Linked DNA regions of Homo sapiens: all the other regions are linked to region 3. Evidence: chromatin contacts called from ENCODE Hi-C or POLR2A ChIA-PET data. All regions are on one chromosome and are shown on one strand. The core of a region is the stretch at or near the end of the contact, and the rest is flanking DNA. Distances in the headings are between cores, read along the strand shown. Region 1 overlaps CCNY (cyclin Y). Region 2 has its middle 7.6 kb from the start of MIR4683. Region 3 holds the start of LINC02634 (long intergenic non-protein coding RNA 2634).

Region 1 (2,700 bases), core at 193-2,692, 320 kb after region 3:
AACCTAATATGACAGGTGTCCTATAAGAAGAAGAGATCAGAACACAGGGAACAGACAGAAGGATGAGCATGTGAGACTCAGACAGCCACCTGCAAGCTACGGAGAGCAGCCTCAGGAGATACCAGTCTGCTGACAGCTTGGACTTACAGCCACAAACTGTGGGGAAAAAATTCCCGTTGTTTAAGCCCCTAGCATTTTCATTACAGCAGCTCTTGCAAACTAATACACCCTGTAAACTTTATTAAAAGAAGGAATGAAATCTACATTCTAGGAGCTGCTGGAGATATCTGTGGACATAGATGCTGGTGGAGCTAGAGGCTCCAAGTGATTTTGTGGCACCTGCACAGTAAAATAGATTTACTATTAGAATTTTTAGAAATGAATACTTCATTCAGTCTTTCCCAGTAAAACCGTGTGAGCCCAGGAATTGGTGGAATTGGACATCACTCAGCTGAATGGCTGAGGGAAAATCATGACTCCTCGGTAGCCCTTTATGGGGAGAGGAGGTAGCACAAGGCTCACTGGAAGCTGGGGGCCCTGCACCAAGGTAAAGATGAGCAGAGGCACTGCCGGTGAGTTTTCCCAGCATAACTTCAGGAATAGAGCTGAGATGACACAGCCTGTAGAACAGGGGCCTGGACAGCCACCCAAGCTGCACTCCCTACCTGCAGTACCTTAGATGAACAATGGGTTCCTTCCACAAATCCCACTTGGGTGTCCCAGAATGAGGGAGGTGCGTGCCAGGAGCTTGTCCTTCTTGGCACGCTGTGGAAGTCCCCAAGATCCTAGAATCCTCTTTTTCATCCCCAAGTGGGAAAAGAGTCAGTGGCTTGGGCCTGAGGGTGGGGTGGGAGGCGTTTGGGCAGGAGAAGTCTCAGATATCCTGGGGTGGGCTCCATCCTATCAAGGGCTGCCCTGCTGCATTTTTCTATAATCCCATCACTCAGAAAGAATATTGCTAACATTTTTATTATATAGAACTTCCCAGTGTTTACATAGATTTTATTTTTACAAAACTGGGCCCATACTGTACGCGTTGTTTTAAACTTTTTGCCATTTAGCAGTGTGTTAATCTGTGGTTAGCTGGTCTCAGTTTCCTGGCAGAGGCAAACAACCCGAGCTCTCCCTTGGAGCTCCTGAGCAGGGAGAGGGCTCACAGGTTTCAGCTGGAAACCTTTTCAAATGGGGTTTTTGGTAGTGCTTGTTCTTCTAGGTACCCTTCTTCCTGGCCTCCTGTGTCCCAGCTTCCTGAAGTGACCTTCCTGGTATTTTTGACCATAGGCTAATCTCCTGCTCAAGAATTATCCAACAGTGAGAACTTGACTGGGAGTCTCCCCATGTACCTTTGGACAGAGGGGTTCTGGCTTGGAAGGCAGCTGACTGTGCAGCTGCGTATCTGTGGGCGCAGGCTGAAGAACACTGTACGACGAGTGTCACTGAGACTTGCAGGCAGAATAGTCAGGGCACCAGGCCATGTGGATAGTCACCAGCACCAGTCAGATGTTAGCTTCAGGCAGACCTCATGTGGGAAGATGGGGCCAAGGGCCAGCCTTTCTCCCACTCTCACCAACAATCAGTGGTCACAGCATCACAGGCCAGCTTAGAGCAAGAAGTGGCAACCGCTGTGGATGGGGAAAGGACAGTGAAATTTCACCATGCAGAGTTCTGTAGGCAAAAATACTGTTAAAAAAAATTACACCTCGAGGTTTGTCTGTTTCTTGTTTTTGTTTTGCACTGTTCCCGTAAATGTCATTTTCATGTGTAGACAAATCCAAATAAGGAGAAATCAAGTGACTTGTCCAAGCATTGCATGGCACAGAAGGTCACAGAGAAAGAACTTCAGTTCCTCTGTAGATACCTGGTTTCTGGTGGTGTTTTGTTTTTAAATTGTAGTAAAATGTATGTAGCATGAAATTTATGATTGTAGCCATTTTTAAGTATACATTTCTGTAGCACTAAGTACATTTACATTGTTGTGCAACCATTACCACCATCCATCTCTAGAACCCTTCATTTTCGCAAACTGAAACTCTCCCCCTGTTAAACACTAACTTGCCATTCCTCCTTCCTCCAGCTCCTGGTGATCACTGTCCTACTTTTTGTCTCTGTGAACTTCACTACTTTCAGGACCTCACACAAGTGGGATCATACAGTCTGTGTCCTTCTGTGTCCAGCATATTTCACTTGCCAATAATGTCCTCAGGGTTGATCCATGTTGTAGTGTGTCTGAATTTCCTTTCTTTTTAGGGCTGTATAATACTTCACTGGGGGTCTGTGTCCCATTTTGTTTATCCACTCATCCACCCATGGACACTTGGGTTACCTCCACATTGGGCTAGTAAGTGGAGGCTGTAAGTGTGGCTATGCAGATACCTTTTCAAGACTTTGTTTCTCCTTCTTTTGGGAAGTGACCCTAGTTTCTAGAAAAGTAGGCAGCATATTAGATGATTAAAACAGCTCTTTTTAACATCATTTTAGAGTTCTATTTTCAAGTTGCTGAATTGTACCAAATTGGGTTTTTATACAGTGTTGATCTAGTGTGACAAATATTTCTGAAATGTGGTTTTTGTTGGTCGACTTGAATATATTTCTTACAACGTTTTACACCAAAACTGTTTCTTCATAGTTATCTAAATGCAGATAGTAAATCCATCAGGCCCATTCTTGGCATCACGTTAGTTTTCTGATAATTTATCACAT
Region 2 (2,921 bases), core at 250-2,749, 390 kb after region 3:
GGCCAGGTGAGGGCACTCCTGTCATCTCCCAAATACCTCTCAGGGTGACAAAAAGAAAAAAATAACTGCTTTTGTTTAGTCAAGTTAGATGACAATAGCTAGTTTGCTTAGCTAATTTCTATTTCTATATATCTATATAGATCTATATGTCTACAGATCTACAGATTTATATATCTATAAATACATCTACATATCCAGATCTGTATCTGCATATATTTCACTTTGGATGATAATACCACATTCAGTTACATTCACTGGTTTTCAACTCTGGCGGCACATGGGAATTGCCTGGGGAAGTTTTAGAAAACTTTGAATTCTCAGCTGGCACCCCCCAAAATTCTGATTCTGTTGGTTTGGGGTGCAACATGGGCATTGGTAATGATAAAAAAAAAACAAAAACATACCCCAAGTGCTTTTAACATGTAAGCATGGTAAGAACTACTGCTGGAGTGCTAGTTAATTAAAAATGGGCTTGTTAGGGGTGAAAATATTAGAAATTGGTTTTCTAATTTAAATCAGTGTATGATTCACCTGCATGATAAACATGGTGCTATAAAAGCATGCGTTTGTCCCCTGTGAAGAATGGCTGTGCCCCAGATTCGGAAAGCTATCCAACTTGGGTTGTTTCACTAACATTGATCCTAACTTTGCCTTTTGTCCTGGGGCAATTCCTTCCTTCCACCTTTCTCTGGCTACTGGCTGACCTTTTCAGCTGCCACCCATGCTCTTGGCCCCCTCCCGGGCACAGCCTGCAGCATGAGTCTGCTGGGCCAGTCAAGCTCTTCCTCAGGTTGCTCTGTCATTGCAGAGATTTCTGGGACGCTCTCTTGGGTTCCCTAAGCCCTTTTCTCTCCCTGATCCCTGCACTGGCCTTCACGGCACAGTGGTTCTGCTGTTTCTCCTTCTGCCTGGCCGAGGCCAGGCTCTCCCTGAAAGGCCCTCAGGCCTCTGCCAGCCAGGGCCAACACGTTCCACATTTGGCCCCTCTCCCCATGTGAACTCAATCAGTAACAGAAGCCCATCTGACTAATAGAGGATTAGTCCTCTCTCACACTGCTATAAAGATACTCCCTGAGACAGGGTCATTGACAAAGGAAAGAGGAGTAATTGGCTCACAGCTCCGCGTGGCTGGGGAAGCCTCAGGAAACTTACAATCATGGTGGAAGGTGAAGGGGAAGCAGACACATCTTACACAGTCACAGGAGAGCGAAAGAGAGAAAGAGGGAAGTGCCAGACACTTACCAAACAAGACCACTTGAAAACTCACTCACTATCGGAACATCAAGGGGGGGAATCCGTCCCCATAATCCAGTCACCCCCCACTAGGTTCCTCCCTTGACATGTGGGGATTACAATTCAAAACGAGATTAGGGTGGGGACACAGAACCAAACCATATTACTCCCAGTCACTGTGCCTTCTCACTAAGCTAGAACACAGACTCTTAAATGTGGAATTTATTGGAACACGGTGGCTGTAGAAGGCAAAAGGCAGGTGAGCTGGCCTAAGTTGGCCAGGATCCCAAGAGGCAAGCCTTTCCACAGTGCTCCTCTTGTCTCTGAAGGATGGGCGTTCACATTTCCTGTGTAGGCCACCACCAAACTGTGAGAGAACTCTGCTATGATTCTGTAACCAGGTAAACACAGCCCTGGTAAGTTGCTGTATCAGCTATGAATGCATTTTTTTTTTTTTTTTTGAGATAGACTCTTTCTCTATTGCTCATGCTGGAGTGCAGTAGCAGATTCATAGCTTACTGCAGGCTTGAACTCTTGGACTCAAGCGATCCTTCTGTCTCAGTCTCCCAAGGGACTACAGGCATGCATTACCACACCTGGCTTTTTATTTTTTTATAGCGATGGAGTCTCATTATATTACCCAAGCTGGTCTAGAACTCCTGGCCTCTAGTGATCCTCCTATCTCGGCCTCCCAAAGTGTTGGGATTACAGATGTGAGCCACCACACCCAGCCTGAATGCACCTTGTGGTGGCCTCAGAGGTCTACACAGAAGAGTGGGACTGCTGGAAAAGATCTACAGAGACAGGAGTGACAAGTAGGCTTAGTGGCTTCTAGGCCCAGCTGTGCTCCTGACTGTGTGATGTTCAGTAAGCACAGTTGTTTTGGGCTTGTTTTCTAACCAGTGAAATGTGGGATGGTGTGCTAGAACTTCCTACCCTTCGGTGTGCCTGTGAAGCTTGGGGATCTTGTTAAAATGCAGTTTCTGATTCAGTAAGAGAGATCTGAGATTCCACATTTCCCTAATGCCACAGGTTCTTGCCCCTGCTCCTTGTTCATGGGCAGCAAGATTCTTGCCCCTGAGGCCTCTGAACTCTGTAAGTCCTCCAAGATCTTATGTGGTCCTTGGTCACAGTCTCCTCCTTCCCTCCTATCCCCACTAGACATTCCAGTCCTCAGAAACCTCATTTCTCTGCTCATCCCTTTTTTTTTTTGGCAAAGTCTTGCTCTGTCATCCAGGCTGGAGTGCAGTGGTGTGATCTCAGCTCACTGTAGCCTCCGCCTCCTGGATCAAGCGATTCACCTGCCTCAGCCTCCTGAGTAGCTGGGATTACAGGTGCCAGCCACCACATCCAGCTAATTTTTGTATTTTTAGTAGAGACAGAGTTTCACCATGTTGGCCATGCTGGTCTCAAACTCCTGACCTCAGGTGATCCGCCTGCCTCGTCCTCCCAAAGTGGTGGGACTACAGGCGTGAGCCACCGGTCCTGGTCCTGCTCATCCTTCTTTAAGATCCTGTTCTTCCTACATCTCAGTGCTGTGTCATCTTCCTTCCCGAGGGCTCCAGCATTCCAACGCAGATGCTCACCGACCTTGTTTTCCAGCGAAGTTTCTACTCCTTGGTGTGTTTCCATGAACACCTGGCTAGGTAAAACGAGATGGCCTGCGTCTTGCTCACCCTAACAGCACT
Region 3 (2,760 bases), core at 203-2,702:
GGCGCCTGTAGTCCCAGCTACTTGGGAGGCTGAGGCAGGAGAATGGCATGAACCTGGGAGGCAGAGCTTGCAGTGAGCCGAGATCGCGCCACTGCACTCCAGCCTGGGCGACAGAGCGAAACTCCATCTCAGAAAAAAAAAAAATTAGCCGGGCATGGTGGTGCATGCCTGTAATCCCAGCTACTCAGGAGACTGAGACAAGAGAATCACTTGAACCTGGGAGGCAGAAGCTGCAGTGAGCCAAGATTGCGTCACTGCACCCCAGCCTGGGTGACAGAGCGAGACTCTGTCTCAAAACAAACAAGCAACAACAACAACAAAACCACATCCAAAGATATTAGAGATAGATCAATATTTAAAATTTATTTGTTATTGTTTAGAGACAGAGTCTCGCTCTGTCACCCAGGCTGGAGTGCAGTGACATGATCATAGCTTACTGTACCCTCCAACTCCTGGGCTCAAGCAACCTTCCTGCCTTAGCCTCTCAAAGCACTGGGATTACAGTTGTGAGCCACCATGCCTGGCCTGACTTAAAACATTGTAATCATTATGCTCTTTTAGAATTAAGATATTTAAACTTCAGATATATTCATCATTGAAATAGGTCAAGTTGCAGATTTTCTGGGTAATACATTTATTTTATGAAAACCAATAACCTGAAATGATGCACTTGATTGGGTGGACAGCAAAACTATGTCTGCTATTATATACTATATACTAGGATGCAAGTTCTATGAAAGCCAAAACTTTGTTTTGTTCAGCCCTTCATCCCTGCCACCAAGAACAGAGTCTGATATATAATAAATGCAAAATAAATGTTTTTTGAATGAATTAATGCATGCTAACTCATTTTTCAAAATTTATGTTTAATTGTGGCAATATACACATAGCATAAAATTTAACATCTTAAAATTTAACATTTTTTTGTTGTTTTTTCGTTTGTTTATTTGTTTTTTGAGACAAGGTCTCACGGTCACCCAGACTGCAGTGCAGTGGGGCAATCTCAGCTTACCAGTCTCCACTTCCCGAGTTCAAGTGATCCTCCCACCTCAGCCCCCCAAGTAGCTGGGACTACATGCACATGCTACTATGCCCGGCTAATTTTTGTATTTTTAGTAGAGACGGGGTTTTGCTATGTTGGCCAGGCTAGTCTTGAACTCCCGAGCTCAAGCGATCCACCCACCTTGACCTCCCAAAGTGCTGGGATTACAGGTGTGAGCTACCGCGCCCAGCCAACATCTTAACCATTTTTAAGTGTACAGTTTAGTTTGTCTTGCAATACTGAATCTCTATACCCATTAAACAACAATGCTCCACTTTTCCTCCCTTCAGTCCCCAGAAACCACCTTCTACTTTCTATCTCTATGAAGATAGAGAACTCGAGGTACCTCATATCAGTGTAATTACACAGCATGTGTCCTTTTGTGACTGGCTTATTTCACATAGCATAGTATTCTCAAGGTTCATCCATGTGGCATGTCAGAATTTCCTTCCTTTTCAAGGCTGAGTAATATTCCACTGCATGGATATATCACCTTTTCTTTATCCATTCGTCCATTGATAGACACTTGGGCTGTGTCCATCTTTTGGCTATTGTGAATAATGTTATATGAAAATAGATGTTCAAATGCTGAAGATCTTCCTTTCAATTTTTTTGATGGGTGGGGGGTTTTATATCCAGGGGTGTCATTGCTGAATCATGTGGTAATTCCATTTTTAACTTTTTGAAGACCTTCCATACTGTTTTCCATAATGGCTGCACCATTTTACATTTTCTCCCACCATGCACGAGCATGTTTCTAACTCCTAAGTTTGGTGATCTGGTTTCTAGGTGTGGTGCCGAGGAGCAGCAGGACATTAGGAGGTGTTAGCAGGTAAAACAACAGGACAAAGTATCATCTGGCAATCTACTACTGAGAGACAAGAATTCCAAGAAGCAAAATTAGTACTAGATTATTACGATATTCAATCACGATGCTTTCAGTGGTGTTCTGGAGATGCCATGAAAAAAGTTATGTTGTTTTTTCACTGTACAAGGAGGCAGGCATCTATCTATTTCAGAAAGACATTCATTGATTCTCAATTATGTAAGTATTGTCATACTTAATTTTGTTGTTTAAAAAACTAAGACTTCTAACAAATATGGTGAAATTTTCAGCCGGATGCAGTGGCTCACGCCTGTAATCCCAGCAATTTGGGAGGGTGAGGCAGGTGGATCATGAGGTCAGGCGTTCAACACTAGCCTGGCCAGCATAGTGAAACCCCGTCTCTACTGAAAAAAAATACAAAATGTTAGCCAGGCGTGGTGGCGGGTGCCTGTAATCCCAGCGACTTGGGAGGCTGAGGCAGGAGAATCGCTTGAACCTGGGAGGTGGAGACTGCAGTGAGCCGAGATCGCGCCACTGCACTCCAGCCCGGCTGACAGTGCGAGGCTCTGTCTCAAAAAAAAAAAAAAAAAAAAAAGCGAAATTTCCAAAGGACTGGTGGTCATTTTCATTTATCCAGAAATGTCACTTATAGGGGATGTATCCCTTCTCTATGATGCCCCATTAGTGGGATGTTACTGCTTCCATATACAATAATGAATCATATGGATACACTCCCGTATTGTTCATTCTTGAACTGTTATAAATACATACTTGAGACTGAGTAATTTATAAAGAAAAGAGGTTTAATTGGCTTATGGTTCCACAGGTTATACAGAAAGCATGATTCTATCATCTGCTCGGCTTCTGGAGAGGCCTCAGGAAACTTACAATC

What was found. Hi-C counts contacts between places; a loop is a spot of excess contacts on that map. ChIA-PET counts read pairs that join two places held with the same protein, here RNA polymerase II (POLR2A). Pooled maps may share reads with other maps.
Region 1: a loop to region 3 is called in a map of heart right ventricle, with 4 times the contacts of the local background. The contact joins the enhancer-like site here to the promoter of LINC02634 in region 3. A Hi-C loop is called at or near these places in 45 of 168 maps with a recorded cell type or tissue (A673, B cell, CD4-positive, alpha-beta T cell and 32 more), 25 of 37 single-sample maps with no recorded cell type and 41 of 50 pooled maps. POLR2A ChIA-PET finds 5 or more read pairs at or near these places in 3 of 52 experiments (AG04449, PC-3 and endothelial cell of umbilical vein).
Region 2: a loop to region 3 is called in a map of dorsolateral prefrontal cortex, with 2.4 times the contacts of the local background. The contact joins the enhancer-like site here to the promoter of LINC02634 in region 3. A Hi-C loop is called at or near these places in 6 of 168 maps with a recorded cell type or tissue (CD4-positive, alpha-beta T cell, PC-9, dorsolateral prefrontal cortex and 2 more) and 15 of 50 pooled maps. POLR2A ChIA-PET finds 5 or more read pairs at or near these places in 1 of 52 experiments (GM12878).

What each region holds. Positions count from the first base shown.
Region 1 is chr10:35,560,414-35,563,113 of GRCh38, forward strand. All of the region lies in intron 8 of CCNY (cyclin Y), which reads left to right. Among named protein-coding and RNA genes, the nearest start is that of GJD4, 44 kb to the right of the region's middle. Within about 2 kb of position 1,443, at least 4 of the 41 ENCODE cell types and tissues checked have a DNase peak (open chromatin) inside an H3K27ac peak, as active enhancers do; they include dorsolateral prefrontal cortex, gastrocnemius medialis and heart right ventricle, where a contact is called at or near this core.
Region 2 is chr10:35,632,217-35,635,137 of GRCh38, forward strand. No RefSeq gene overlaps it. Among named protein-coding and RNA genes, the nearest start is that of MIR4683, 7.6 kb to the right of the region's middle. Within about 2 kb of position 1,500, at least 2 of the 41 ENCODE cell types and tissues checked have a DNase peak (open chromatin) inside an H3K27ac peak, as active enhancers do.
Region 3 is chr10:35,243,227-35,245,986 of GRCh38, forward strand. LINC02634 (long intergenic non-protein coding RNA 2634) reads right to left here and starts at 1,453. Exons shown (of 3, transcript XR_930819.3): 1 at 1,389-1,453.